2 separate regions of the Mus musculus genome follow, and region 2 is linked to region 1. The links are chromatin loops, found by intact Hi-C in ENCODE. Cell type or tissue: heart. All regions are shown on one strand.

Region 1 (8,000 bases):
AGCATGTAAACATAGAACCTGAGTTCAGATTCCCAGGAATCATGTCAAGGCTGGGGTACTCATCTGGTAACCTAGCATGGAGGAAAACAGATAGATAGTCTCTGGATCTCACAGAACAGCCAGCCTAGTCAAGTCAATGAACTCTAGATTTACAGAGACCATGTCTTAAAAAATAAGGTGGAAGACTGAAGAAATGGCTCAGGGCTTAAGACCACTTACTCCTTTTGCAGAGGACCCAGGTTGGGTTCCCAGACTCGACAACACACAGCTCACAACAATCTGTAACTCGAATTCCAGGGTATCTGATGCCCTCTTTTGGCCTCCAAGAGCACCAGCACACATATGCTTGGGCTCTGGCTTAAACAACCCCCTACACACACACACACACACACGCACAGGCACAGGCACAGGCACAGGCACAGGCACAGGCTCACACACATGCACACCCACACTTCTGCGCACACAAACACACACAATTCTTTTAAAGATAGAGAGTCCAGGAAGACATCTGATATTGAGCTTTGTCCTTCATCCTCACATGCATGCCAGGGTGTCCCCCCCCAAAGCAACCCTGTCTCAGACAAGATGGGATGCAAGATCTGATCCCAAGGCTGTCCTCTGCTCTCCATGATATCTCACAGCCATGCTCATCCACATTCATACACATGAATTTGCAAAAATAAGTAAATAAACAAAGTTTTAATTTTAAAAAGGTAAACTTGGCCACAGGTGTGCACCACGATAAAGCAGGCCATTTGGAAACTGTTGCTTTGAACTTATAATGAGCTTATGGAATAAAACACTGCCCTGAACTTAGTGTCAGCATCCTCTGTAACTTCTTTTTGTGTAATATTTTATCTGTGAGGTAATTTTATAAAGAACTTTTGTCTAAGAAGATATAAACAGGCTGAGAGAAAAAAATAATCATGGCTGTTGGGGCTCTGCCCCACACACCATATACAACAACAATAATACAATTTTTTATTTTAAAATAAAACTAAATCTAAAGAGGCTAGCTAGAGAAGTGAACAGCAAAAAAACAAATGACCATAGTGGTGGCACACACCTTTAATCCCTCTACTCAGAAGACAGAGGCAGAGGGATCTCTGTAAGTTCCAGGACAGCCTAGTGTACAGAGTGAGTTCTAGGACAGCCAGGACTACACAGAGAAACCCTATCTAAGACAAACAAACAACATCAATAACAAACCAACCCCCCGCCTCCCAAAAAACCCTTCACTGTAGGCTTAGGTTTATCAAAACCTATTTAATAAGGGTTCTTAAATGCTTCAACCTCCCTTCCAGCCCACTGACCAAAAGTAGGGGAGAAGAAAGATTAATATGAAAACAGGGGATGTGGACCTGTTTAGAAGCAGTTCTTTGGGGTGATTCCAAACACAAATCAGTAGTGGCAATCCAGTCTTATCGGCAAACACCAAACACAAATCAATAGCCATGGCTTGATCCAGAAAAAATTGGAGGTTCTGCTGAATCGGCAGAATCTGTGGAAGCCACAAGAAGCAGCTGGAATGACACAAGAAGTTCCTTGGCACTTTTCTCTCTACAAAGTCATGGCAAGTGACGATCAGCAAAGACCAGCAAAGTGTTGCGAGGTGAATCAACAGGCATCCTCCACTGTCGGGTTCTACTTATACTCCTTCCAAACATCACATGTCCTCTCATGTGTCTGCCTCAGCAAAACATCCTCTCATACAACAGTTTCCAGAAAAAAATCACAAAACACAACTGAGTCTGTAAAGAAACCAAAAATTTCCACTTCACACCATCATCACAACAAAAACAACAATAAAACCACCACCACCACCAAACAAACAACAGATAACCCAATGGTAAAATAAGCAAAGGATTTTTAGAAAATAGTCAATAACCAATAAAAAGTGGTCAGCATTTCTACCCCTGTTAAACCCCATGGAGAGGCTGTCACGATGGTTAGGAGGTGCTGCCAAACAGAAGATCATGGGTGTTGCTGAGGCGAGGAAAACACAGGCATGGCTTGCAAGGCCCTGCACTCCTTCCCAGCACCAAGGGAAGGAAGGAAGGGAGGGAGGGAAGGAGGGAGGGAGGGAGGAAGGAAGGAAGGCTGTGACAATATGAATGATTTTTACCTAAACTGAAAAATTAAAAATAGATAACAGAGTAATTTCATTTTGGGATACTGTCTTAGTATGTTTTATTGCTACAAAGCAACACCATGACCACCACCTCAACCCTCATAAAGGAAAACTTATAGTTTCAGAAGTGTAGTCCATTATCATCACAGTAGGAATCATGCAGGCAGACATGTTGTTAGAGAGCTGAGCATGCTACATCTTGATCCTCAGGCAGCAGAAGGGAACTGTGTGCCACACCGGGCATGGTTTGAGCATTTAAGACCTCCAAGCCTGTCCCCCCTATAGTGACACACTTCCTCCAGTAAGGCCACGCTCCCTAATAGTGCCAATGGTCAAGCATTCAAACACATGAATCTATGGGGCCATTCCTTCTCAAATCACCACAAAAGAGTTGAATGTAGGTTGTTCAGTAGTTGCTGAAGCCAAGCGCTTTCTGGGACTAGAAGAAATAAACATTTGGCTATAACTGGAAAATATGGCTGATCAGTTGCAGACTTCTGAAGAACCCAGGGAAAGTCCAAGAAACCTCTGCAGACCACACTCCCACCTCGCATCCCTGGACACAGCAGCATCACAGACAGGGCACACAATCCTAGCTTTCTCAGTTTGTGTCAAGTGAACTAATCTTACTGGCACAAATCACAAGATGAAGATCTGTGGCAGTGCTTGAGTAGAGGGGACGTGGGTCCCAGAGGGAGAGGGACTCTAGTGGAAAGAGGTCTCAAGAGCGAGGGGTGCATCTCAGCCTAGCCAAGATATCATGAGACTAAGAATCTCACCTCTCAGCCAAGCAGTGGTAGCACTCGCCTTTAATCCCATCACTTAGGAGGCAGAGGCAGGTGGATTTCTGAGTTTGAGGTCAGGCTGGTCTACAAAATGAGTTCCAGGACAGCCAGGGCTACACACAGAAATCCTGTCTGGAAAAAACAAAATAAATAAATATCTAGATAGATAGATATCTAGATAGATATCTAGATAGATATCTAGATAGATATCTAGATAGATATCTAGATAGATAGATAGATAGATAGATAGATAGATAGATAGATAGATAGATAGATAGATAGATAGATAGAATCAATCTCACCTCAGGTGCCCACGCAGCCAGTACAACCCTCGCAAATGATTACTGTGTCTGTGTCTCTAGGACACTTGCCACGTGGCCAAGTAGATGAGCTCCCCACAGCTGTTCTGCCACAGAAGTAAGATATGATTAAGAGAAATTACTTCCAGGACGTTTGCCTGAAGACCACCTCAATGCTCCGGCAAGAGGGAGAGAGAACACTAATATCCCACTAGGTGGCAGCAAAGTGCAGCAAGAGGACGTCATTCTCATTGAAAGTCCCTCCCAGTTTATCTCCTTGCTGGGTGAAATCTGGCCCAGGCTTCTGGTTTGTAATGGAAGAACAGACTCTTCAGGCAGGCGATGGGGCCATCTTCCCCCAGTAGAAATAGCTCAACCCTCTGCCCGATCATCGCCTCCTGCCTGCCTGCTCCCGGCATGGAGAAAGGCCGGCAAGCACTTCCACGGGTCCTCTAGATCTTCTAAAGGTTTGGCTGCCAAGAAGGCTGGCTGGTTGATGTGAAGAGCAGGTGTTGTCTGAACAGCATGGGTGGAGCTCCAAGGGTGGGGAGCTGAGTTCCTAAGGACATAGAACTCAGGCTCCCTGCTTCCATCCACTCTTGTTGTTAATAGCATCCTCTCTTTGGGTACTGAATGAAAGAAATTTGGCTCCAGTTGGGTGTGAACCAAGATGTCAACAGCACCCTCCTTCTTCTACTTTACTTAGGGTGGTTTGACATGTGACTGTTACATATGCTTTGTCCACCAACGGTGTGTGAGAGTGGGAGGCATTTAAGCCTCTGAATCCATAACCAGAGAAACTGGAGTCCTTCCCCTTGCATGACTGATCTCCAGATGAGCAGCACCTGGTGCCCAGCGGGGGCCCTGCTTACTGGGCCCCTCATGTGAGCAGGGCTCCCTGACTCCCTGGAATGTGTTCCTTCTTGTTTGGCTCTCAGCACCTGGCTCCCAGCCAAACCTGGAGCTGCTTGGAATGTGATGCCCCCACTTGCTTTTCTCGAAGGATCTCGGACAAGGCTCTCTCTTCTGCCTGGGGGAAAGGCCAGGCCTGGGTGAAGCCTCGTCCCACTGGTGTAAGGGCCTCAGACTCTCCTGTGACTGAACACAGAAGCACTTGGGTGGGGGAAGAGGGGAACACTACAGAGCTGGGTCCCCAGCAGAGCAGAGGCTGTGTCATATTGATATCTTATCCCCTTGGCAGCCTTCTAAATTGGGCTGGAGTGGGCCAAGAGTTACTCACAAGCTGTTCATTAACTTGCTAAAAGCAGAAAGGTTGGCTTGGGCACCGCTTTGGGAAAATGTGACACCCACTGCTCCTGGATTCAGTGGAGCGTGAAGGCGTATTAATTGGTGTAGGATTTCTGATGGAACTTTTTCTTTCCTGCTAGTTCCAATAGCAGACTAATCGGAATGCCTTGCTCTCTCCAACACGTTAACTACATGTGAGCGGTTTATTTAGCTCCTGAGTGTATGCTTCTATAGATACTAGGGTACTGACTATCATGTTTTGAACAGCAGGCCTATACAATGTGCTTTTATGCTCAGCACCTCATTTGACTCTTAAGACAGCCACAGAGCTTTCACACTTGACTGTCAGTACTAAGGCTGATTAAGTCTGAGATATGACATGGGTCCCCTTCAGGGAGTCTAGTGAGGGGCAAGCCAGAGGCATCAGCTAACTTTGGGGCTTATGGGTAAGACTGAGTCAGTGGATAAGTGTGCAGCATGTGTGGGCTTCAAAGCCTGAGTGAGATTTGGATGAGAGGAGAGTCATGTGCTTGTGGGGCAAGGGCAGAAAAGGATGGAGTTGAGAAGGAAGGCAGGGCTCCCGCAAAAGCTCCGAGGATCCAATGCTGCAGTGAAGACCGAGACTTCCTCCAGTCTCTCCAAGCTACGGGAATGACTGCAGTTTCGGAATGATGAATAAGCTGGTGGTTTTACAAGTCTCAGAATAGTCTAGATCAATCGCTTCTTGGCCTTTTATCTATGACCATGTGGAGAGTCTAGATCATGTTCCCCAGTGTCAGTAGCACTTGTGTTTGGGGTTGGATAATTCTTCATTATGGGGGTTGTCCTAGGTAAGATGCTTAGACATATCCCTGGCTTCTGCCCACTTGATGCTGATGTACCTCTTATCCCTGATTGTGACAATCCAAACCCCCCTAACATTTCCAAGTGTCTCTTGTAGAGAGGACAAAACTGTCTCCAACTAAAAATCACTAATCTGGATGCGAGGGAATTAAATTGTCAGGCTTTTAAATTTATTGTTGCCGCTGCTGGTGTGTGTGTGTGTGTGTGTGTGTGTGTGTGTGTGTGTGGTGCTGGAGAGTGAACCCAGGGTCTTGTGCTATACTGCTGAATATACACCCAGCCCCTGAGCTACAACACCCAGCTCAGCAGGTATTTTCTCAGCACTCTGATCAAGTCTATTGACTTTTGGAATAGCTGATAAGCAACATCATCTCTTTGCCACAGGAAATCTGTGGATGCTAAGGAATTTCCGGGCCTAAGAGGTTTCAGAAGTAGGTTGTTCTGAACATCAGAACATTTCCGAACAGACAGATGTGATAGATACTGTCCCGGAGATAAGAGAGTAGCTGAAAGCAGGATTCACTTCCCAGCCGATCTACCCGCAAGCCGTCTTACGCAAGGGCCACTTTGACTGAGGAATGGCCAATCTGACTAAAAGTGGAGAGAGGCAGAATAGGCCGATCTTGCATGTGTTCTGAATGTGAAAGCAAGAGCGCTGGTCAAACCAGAGCAGAACTTAATGACTTCAAGATTTATGGCTCTGGCTCGAAAGAATAGAGAGACAGATTGGAAATGTAGTGTTTGAGGCAGGTGAGATGGCTCAGTGGGCAAAGATTGCCAAGCCTGAGTTAAACCACAGGGACCCAAGCGTGGAAGGAGAGCACCCACGCCTTGAGTTGACATCTGACTGCACCCCTACTGATTAAATAAATACATACGTATTAGAAAACGTTACAATATTGAACATGCTAAATCCGAGACACTTTTTAGCCAAGTGGGGATATTAAATGAGTGATGGGTTAGGAAGCCTGAGTGTAGGGGAGAAGCCTAGAGCTATCTTTTGTGGATTTTTATTTAGGAGACAAGAGTCTCACTATGTACCACTGACTGACCTGGAACTCACAGAGGTCTGTCTTCTTCTGCCTCTCAAGTATTTTGTTTTTGTTGTTTTGTTTTGTTTTTGTTTTTGAGACAAGGTTTCACTCTGTAACCAGCTATCTTGAAACTCACTATTGAGTTGCCTAGATTATTTTGAGTCATGGCAATCCCTCTGCCTCAGCCTCCCAAGTGCTGGTATTACTGTTGTGAGCCACCATACCCTGGCCAGCCATAGGAATATGTCAAGGGAATGGACATGTTAACAGAGCAGGGACTGATGCAGGAGTCACTGAGAGATCACACAGAGCTGGAGGAAGTGGCCAAGGAAACTGGGCAGCACCTGGGGAGGCAGGGGAGAGCCAGAAGGGCTTGCTGTCCTGACAGCTAATTGCCAAACACTGGCACAGAGACGAGGTCTAATGCTAACAAATCTAGTAAAACAAATTTTACTGCTCTCTTTCAACAAATGCTTTTGTTGTTGTCGTTGGATGGGTTCTTATGGCTAGATGGTGATGGTGATCTTTAATCCCTGCACTTGGGAGGCAGAAGTAGGCAGATCTCTGAATTCAAGGCCAGCCTCATCTACAGAGTGAGTTCCAGGACAGCCAGATCTACACAGAGAAACCTTGTCTCAAAAAAACTAAAATAAAAAATAATTAAATTAGCTTTTATTTTGTAGCCTAGGCTGTCCTGGAACTCACTGTGTAGCCTAGGCTGTCCTGGAACTCACTCACTGTGTAGCCTAGGCTGGCCTTTAAGTTGTGATTACAAGATTTACAGGCATGTGCACAATATCAGGGTTCACTCGTGGTTTTTTTTGTTGTTGTTGTTGTTTGTTTGTTTGTTTGTTTTTTTAATTTGGAAGTGACCAATAAGTTTCCAGTCTGGGACTTACAATATTTTACTACTCACAGTCAGTTCTTCCTTTCTCACCCCTCCCCACCCCTGCCCTCCCTCCCTCTTCCTTTCTCACCCCTCCCTACCTCTGCCCTCTCTCCCTCTTCCTTTCTCACCCCTCCCCACCCCTGCCCTCCCTCCCTCTTTCTTTCTCACCCCTCCCCACCCCTGCCCTCTCTCCCTCTTCCTTTCTCACCCCTACCCACCCTTGCCCTCCCTCCCTCTTCCTTTCTCACCCCTCCCCACCTCTGCCCTCTTTCCCTCTTCCTTTCTCACCCCTCCCCACCCCTGCCCTCCCTCCCTCTTCCTTTCTCACCCCTCCCCACCCCTGCCCTCCCTCCCTCTTCCTTTCTCACCCCTTCCCACCCCTGCCCTCTCTCCCTCTTCCTTTCTCACCCCTCCCCATCCTTTCCTTCTGTCCCTCTTCCTTTTCTTTGATTTTCTGAGACAAAGTCTTGCTACATGGTCAGGCTGTCTTGGGCTTTCAGTTCTCCTGTCTCAGTATCCTACATGATGGGATCACAGAAATGCACCATCACATCCAGCTTACACGTGACTCCTGAGACCCATTCCTGTTGTGGCAGGAAGCCCTGACTTCTCAATCTACCAAGGCTCTCCAAGACTGCTTCTGACTTCCTGGGTCAGACTATGCCTGTCCGCTGTCTCCTGGTCCTTGGCTTTCTGTAGCCTTTCTGCTTTCGTGGTTTCTGTGAATAGTCCATGGAGTCAAAGTGCAGGCAAGGATGAGGAGTGTTCAAC
Region 2 (8,000 bases), 88 kb after region 1:
CTTGATCCTAGAGCATGAGCCATTGGAGTTCTATTTATGAAATTTCCCCCCCCCCCCCCCCCCGTGCCAAGGAGTTCAAGGCTCCTTCCCACTGTCTTTTCTATTAGATTCAGTGTATCTGGTTTTATGTTGAGGTCCTTGATCCAGCTGCTAAAGTGCTTGTTATACAAGCATGATTACCTGAGTTTGGATACACATACTCAAGGAAAAGCTGGTTTTGTCATGAATCTAGGGTAAAGCTAGCACTGGGCAGGTAAATGTGGGAGAGGATGGCAGGAAAGCCAAATATCCTGAGCTTACTGGACAATCAGGATAGCCAGCCAGTCAGTGAGCTCTGGTTCCATAAGAGAGACCTTGCCCGAAAAAATAAGGTAGAATGTGGTAGAGTGGCCATGTCTTAAATCACAGTGCTCAGGAAGAAGAGGCAGATGGATCTTTTGTGAGTTCTAGGTCAACCTGGTCTACATAGTTCCAGGTCAGCCAGGGCTATATAGAGATATCCTGTCTCAGAAAACAAAAAAGCAAAACAAAATAAAATCTGATGGGCAGAAATAAGCCTAATATTGATTCCTGTCTTATTAATTAATTAATTAATATTGATTCCTGTCTTCTATAGCACCTGTATACATATACACATCCACTCACACACCCTGCACACATACACAGCAAATATTTTGTACTGAAAATTATTTTATGATGGGCAGAAATAAGCCTAATATTGATTCCTGTCTTATTAATTAATTAATTAATATTGATTCCTGTCTTCTATAGCACCTGTATACATATACACATTCACTCACACACCCTGCACACATACACAGCAAATATTTTGTACTGAAAATTATTTTATGTGTATAAGTATTTTGCTTGTATGTACATATGTGTGCCACATGTGTGCTTGATTGACCAAGAAGTTTACAAGAAGATGTCAAAATATTTGGAACTGGAATTATGATGGTTGTGAGCCATTACATGGGCAATCAGAACTGAAACCTTATCCTCTGCAAGAACAAGTTTTTAACCACTGATCACCAGTCCCCCTTTTTATTCATTTTTTAAATAATTCAGTCAGGTGTTGATGGTACATGCTTGGAACCCCAGCACTCAGGAGTTTAAACCAGTCTAGGCTACAAAGTGAGCCCCTGTCATAAATAAACAGGATAGTATTGACTTCTGTGGTAAGAGTAAAAACAAAGAGTCATCTCTATCTCAAAGTATAATATTCATATTTAAAAATATATTTCTGGAACATATGTACTCGGAGTATTCCTCAAATTTAAGGAGTGCTCCTATCCTTTAGTCTTTCTATTCATTAGATTGTGAAGTCTAGAAAAGCATGTGTGTAGTTACATACATACATACATACATACATACATACATACATACAAACATATGTGTATGTGATAGCTGTCTGTGATTCTGGTGAGAACTCATGACCTTTTACAGGCTAGACAAGCTCTCTAGAGTTAAATACTCACTTGGAAGCATGCATTGAAAAGATACCATTTGTTACCCTTTTATCTATTTTAGGTAGAGGAATTATGGATTAGTGATATGCTTAAATTCTACTTTAGTCATTATTAGGATTGCCTATGTATTTTCTTTGCATTTCTTTATATTGATTGCATATTTCTAACTTTCATTAAAGTTTTTTTTTTTTTTACTTAGCTTTTCAATATAAGTCGTTTTCTCTCATAAATCTTACATGTTGAATATATTATTCTGCTTTCTAGGTTAAAGAAGAGATGCTATTTGAAGCATTAGTTACAAGGAAGACGGTGACAGTGGGAGAAAAGCTTATTTTACCATATAAACTGGCAGAGGTATGATTTTCTTGTGCACAAAGTATTTTGAATATTCTAGAATAGAGTTTCTAGGGGGTTTTCCTTTCCCCTTTTTAAAAGTGAAGCTGACATTAGGTAAAATGTATTAATTAAAATATTTTCTAGGAAAACTGAATTTCCCATACATTTGAAAGCTTAAAATTTTGCGTGGCTTTATATTTACTTACATATTAAAATGTAATAAGACAAAACAAAAATTGTCACATTGAAGTGACAAGCCAGCAGCAAGAAAAGAGTCCAAGAGAAGGCTTAAAAATCAGAGACCCACTCATTTGCATACTTAAGAGTCCAATAAAAACACAAATTTGAAGACCATAGAAGACCTGGTACAGGCCCTGTGTATGCTGCTTCCGTCTCTGAGTTTCATGTGTGCTTTGCTCATACTGATTTAGAGAACCTTCTTTTCTTCATTCCCATTGGCTCTTACAGTATTTCTGCCTCCTTTTCCACGGGGAGGGATTTGATGAAGACATCTCATTTAGGGCTCAGTGTTCCAAGGTCTCTCACTTTGTGTCTGGCTGTGGGTCTCTGTATTTATTTCCATCTGCTGCAGAAGGAAACACTGATGATGGCTGATTTTTTGGGTTTTTTTGTTTGTTTGTTTGTTTGTTTGTTTTAAGACCAGTATATTTGGTTTACCCTAGGTTCCTGGGATTTCTAGTTCTTGTTCATTCATGCAGGGTTAGGTATGGATTCCATGTTGTGGAGTAGGTGTTAAGTCAAATCAAATATTGGTTAACCCCACAAGCTTTGTGCCAACAATGCCCTACCATATCTTGCAGGCAGGATACAAGTGTAGATCCATGGGTTTGTGGCCAGCTTGGTGTTTACAGTTCTCCTTTGGTAATTTGCAGAGTACCTTTCTGTAGCAGAGACTTGGTGTGGTTTTAAATAGTAAGCTTTCATTTTTTTTCCTCAAGGTTCTTTGATAAAAAATAGTTATTAATTTATGCGTATCGTTGTTTCGTCTGCATTTATGTCTTAGTAACGTATGTATGCAGTGCCTATGGAATACAGAGTTAGAGACGTGTGAGCTGCCTTGTAGGTGCTGGGAACTGAATCCAGGTCCACTAGAAGAGGAGTCAGTGCTCTTAACCGCTGAGCAGTCTTTCCAGTCCCTCTTAAGGATTTTAATTTTTGTTTATCTTTCCATCCTATTGAACTGTGGATCTGGTATATATTAGATAAGTATTCTACCACAGAACTAAATCCCCAGCCTCTCTTAATTATTCTATTTCATTTTAATATTGTAGGGCAAACAGATGATAGATAGAATTATAATTGAGAGCAATATTTCACCCCAGCGGTTATTTCTTCTTCCTTATTATTTTTCCTTAGTCATTTTCTGCTCAGCATACTTTGTCTTATTTCCTTTTTTTTTTTTTTTTAACTGCTGGCCAGTCTTTTAAAGTTTATTTAACATCCTTTTTGTTTCTTACTAAATTCTTTGTTTTTCTTTTTTCTTTTTTCCTAAAAATACAAAAAACAAAGGAACAAACAAAAAAACCTCACCAAAATCCATGGTGGGAACAAAGCTATTCGTGGCAGCTAAGAATCAGTGCATATCACAAGAAAGGATTAGGGCAAGATATAATCCCCAAGACACACTCCAGTGACCCACTTCCCCCCTCCAGGCACCTTTTATAGTTCTCCCACTTCTCATAAATCCATCAGTGGAATTAATTATTGATTCCATTAGAGTTCTTATAATATTATCTCTGCAGATGCCCCTGTGGACACATACAGACATGTAAATTTCTAACATCTCAGTCATCTTAAGTCCAGTCAGGCTAGTAGTGAACATTAACTGTCACAGGAGGGAAATATGCACAGCATGTCTGTAGGGAATTGGATATTTGAGGGCCATGCTAGTCACTGAAGATAAGACCAGAAGCTACGATAGAAGATGCTTTTTGTGCAGAGTGGTGACATGCTAATCAAAGGAAAAACAAATGTCATTTGAAATGACCAGTAAGACTGAGTAATGACTTAAATAATGGGAGACATGGTAGAAATGGATATGGTAGGCCAGACTGCATAGCATATGGAATGACTAGAGAGTATAGCATGAGGTAGAAGTTACAGGGCTATAAGTATAGACTAATTTGGTAGTTTGGTGTGTGTGGATTTTTTTTTAATTTTAAGATTTATTTGTTTATATATATGAGTGCTCTATTGTATACTGTCATGACTACATGACAGAAGAAGGCATCAGATCCCATTATACATGGTTGTGAGCTACCGTGTGATAGCTGGGAATTGAACTCAGGACCTCTGGAAGAGCCAGCCAGTGCTCTTAACCTCTGAGCCATCTCTTTAGCCTCTGTTACTGTATCTTATTGAAATTATTACCATTCTACTTTGCACTTATGATTCTCTTTGTGTTTTGTAGGCTGTGACAGTGAGAAACTCCATGGCTAAGTCTTTATATAGTGCTCTGTTTGACTGGATAGTGTTTCGTATTAATCATGCACTTCTGAATAGTAAAGATTTGGAACAAGATACTAAGGTAAAGATCTGTTGTATTATATTTTACCTGAAGACTATTTAATAAACTGGTGAGTACTTGAACTTTTAAGGGATAGAATTATGTAGTTGTATCAACTTAGTTATTTATTTTTCTATTCAGGTTAACCATTTTGTGTGTCTTTGCACATATTTACATGCTATGAACATTATACACAGAGTTGTATATTAAAAGTAGAAATAGAAACAAAATCAGATTTTGTATTGTTTTAGTGTTTGCTTTCCATATAAAAACTCTTCAAATAGATTTCTGTAAAAATACATTTTAACATAAGATTTCTTGGACTATATCATTATATATTTTAATAATTGTGTAATACTAGCTGGGCATGATGGTTCACACCATTAATCCCAGTACTTGGGAGACAGAGGCAGGTGGATGTCTGGGTTTGAGGACAGCCAGCAGGTCGACTGACAGAGAGAGTTCCAGGACAGTGAGGGTTACACAGAGAAATCCTGTCTGGAGTGTGTGTGTGTGTGTGTGTGTGTGTGTGTGTGTGTAATTGTAACAGTTAGTGTGATTTTTACCTTAGATGGGCTAATGAGAGAAACTATCCTTCTGTCTCATTTGTTGCCCTGCTTTTTGGGAATGAAAGTCAAACACTTGTTATGTTTTTCTTAATCTTGTTTCTCCTCTGTATTATTTATTTATATCTCGGTTGAATTTTATCTTTCTACTTTTTTCTTTCTTAGGAGCTATTGTGAACATTTTGGAGATTTAGTTTGATGCATACTGTTTTCTCTCTTAAGTACTTTTAAAATATTTACTCATGCTGTAAGTTTCTGTTCATCCATTCTGTCATTCTTTTATCATCTTTCACTTACACATTTACTTATAAGAAGGTTTCTTCCAGCCCAAGTTTATAAAATATTTAGTATTATGCTTTTAGAATTTTTTTAAATTGGAACTTTTGTTTTGTTTTTGTTACTTTTTGAAATAGGGTCTGTCTACATAGCCTTGGATGTCCTGGAGCTCACTATGTATGCCTGACTGGTCTCAAACTAACAGATCTACCTGTTTTTGCCTGTTGTGTTCTGGGAGTAAAGGCATGTGTCCCATGCCCTGCCTTTTGTTTGTTTGCATTTTTAAGGCAAGATATTGCAGCTTAGGTATGACTTGACCATTCTCCTGCTTCTTCCTCGTGAGTGATGGAATTATAGGTATATGCTACCACACCGTCTCTGGATTTTATTTTAATGTGATGGGTTACATACATATAGTTTTAATAATTTCAGGTCCATTTTAATTTTTAATAGCCATTAGTGTCCAGTTTGCTTAATCTGCTTAAAATGTTATTTTTATTGTTTACTCCTACTGACTCAAGGAAAAATTTTTTATATTTTTGAAAAGATTTATTTATTTATCTTATGTCTGTGAATACAAGGTCACTGTCTTCAGACAAATCAGAGGAGGACACTGGAAATCATTACAGATGTTGTGAGCCACCATGTGGTTGCTGGGAACTGAACTTAAGGCCTCTAGAAGAGCAGTTGGTGCTCTTAACCTCTAAGTTATTTTTTCAGCCCCTATTCTTATTTTTTTTTATAGTTCAAGTAGTTCCATAGTTATAAAATTAAATCTCAGTCTTATTATTCAGTGAACTTACTTGTGAAGGACATTATTTCCTTCTATATATCTAGATTTTTCAGTAGCCCCAACTAAGTAAATCTCTCTTGATACATTTTCAAAATGTCCTGCATGTTCATCATAATAGTTTGCTTACTGTGTCTGTTAGTACCAGTGGGGTGTGGGGAGTTAATTCCCTTTCAGAGCTAATGGTGGTTTTCAACGTTACTCATTTTTTGACCCAGCATCCCTATAATGCTCATGCTGGCTTTGACTCACATTCCTCTTGCCTCTGATTCTAGAGTGTTTTGTTTTTCCTTTCTTTACATTGATTGATTATTTGATTGTTTGTATCTGTCTGGAGGTCAGAGGACAACTGGGAGTCAGTTCTCTCTTTCCATGAGGTGGATTCTGCAGCTAGAATTTAGGTTGTCAGGTTTGGAGTCACGTGTCTTTACCTGCTGAGCTATCTTGTATACCTAATTTAATGCTGATTGCAAAATTAATCGTTATTGATACCAAATTAAGAATTGCATAGTTTTCTTGTTATAACTAAAAATAATTTTATCTTGCTGATCTTTGACTTATGTAACCTTTTGATTTTCTCATAACCTGTTGTTTCTGTTCTATCATAGGACTTAAGAATGTTTCAGTTTATTTGGGATTTCTTGACTCTCTCAATTTAAGATAATAGCTCATTCACCCTTTCCAAAGTAGTGCAGAAATTACATATATTCAAATTTGTCTTATTAAAGAAATCCTTACAATGGAAACAAAGCTTACTTCAAGTTAATTTGCCTTTTAACCTTAAGACCCTAAATTATGAGTTCTTAGATAATTAAGAATATCAACTACACTGCTATTGATGAGTTAAGGTGATGCCTCCCTCATCCCCTTTACTACTAAAAATCTAATCTCTTTAATCAGTTCTTGATAACTAATTGTTATTTTAAAATTTGAGAAAAGCTGTTAAACACTGATGTAAATTATCATATGATAACCACTGTAACAGGAAAATAAAATTTGCTCTGATTGCCATTTTACATGTTTAACCATCTGTCACAAGTCAGTTTTCCTAAAAATCCACTCAGTTTTAAGTCCAGTGATTAATAAATATCCTTATATTTAATGTAAATGAGTAAATACCTAATAAAAAATTGGAAAAAAAACAAAAAAAGAAACAAAAAACAAAATATTTCTAATAAATTATATAGGTATCATTGCAGTTAATATTTCTAAATTTAAGAATTATTTTTTAGTTATACATGCATGCGTTTGTGCGTGCGCGTGCGTGTATGTGTGCGCATGCATGTGTGTATTCAATACCACAAATGCCAGAGGTATCAGATTCCCTGAAGCTGTAGTCACTATGATTTTTCTATTACCTGATGTGGGTTCAGGGAGAAGAATGTGGGTCCTTTGCAAAAGCAGTATGTTTTCTTAATCACTGAGCCATCTCTCTAACCCCAAAATTAGAATGAAGTATATTTTCCTATTACAGTAGTTTTACCTGGTGATTTACATCAGTGATTATTTGAATACTGGACAGAACCAGAACTGTTACAGAAAGGAGTATTTTACTACTTGTAATATAAGTAAATTTGAGACTTGTTTTTAAATTAAATTTCTCTTGTCTTACAGACTTTGTCCATTGGTGTTCTTGATATTTTTGGGTTTGAAGATTATGAAAACAATAGTTTTGAACAGTTCTGTATTAATTTTGCTAATGAACGTTTACAGCACTACTTTAATCAGCATATCTTTAAGTTGGAGCAAGTGAGTATCTAAATATATAGTTACCCTCCTGCTTAAACTTTTGAATCAATTTCATAACTGTTTTCTAGCCTGCATTTTGATTCAGACAGTGCATGGTCATATCACTATAAGGAAATGACAAATCAGAGCAGAGCTTTTCAGCTATATTATACAGATTTTTTTTAATAGTTGCCAGATGTATCTGTTAATTTGTGTTTGTTTACATGTATCTTTGGATGAATCATGCATCTTTTTTAATGCACCCTTTTTAAGGGTGTTGTATATCTGTTGCTATCGAGTGTGGTCAC

Evidence for each region. Peaks named below come from ENCODE experiments on the same cell type or tissue, not always from the same donor. Only the 100,000 strongest peaks of a DNase experiment are listed, where the experiment ranks them.
Region 2: it touches region 1 in a loop (2.4-fold over the local background); 2 of 42 quality-filtered maps call a loop at or near these places.

Annotation. Positions count from the first base shown.
Region 1 is chr9:59,719,843-59,727,842 of GRCm38, forward strand. No RefSeq gene overlaps it. Among named protein-coding and RNA genes, the nearest start is that of Senp8, 27 kb to the right of the region's middle. In heart, a CTCF peak has its summit at 3,435 (motif pointing right); a DNase peak (open chromatin) is centred at 3,609; H3K4me3 peaks cover 242 bases; H3K27ac peaks cover 808 bases.
Region 2 is chr9:59,807,666-59,815,665 of GRCm38, forward strand. Myo9a (myosin IXa) reads left to right here. Exons shown (of 44, transcript NM_173018.2): 9 at 1,734-1,823; 10 at 4,237-4,353; 11 at 7,579-7,713. Among named protein-coding and RNA genes, the nearest start is that of Myo9a, 60 kb to the left of the region's middle. In heart, no CTCF peak of the experiment used is centred here; no DNase peak of the experiment used is centred here.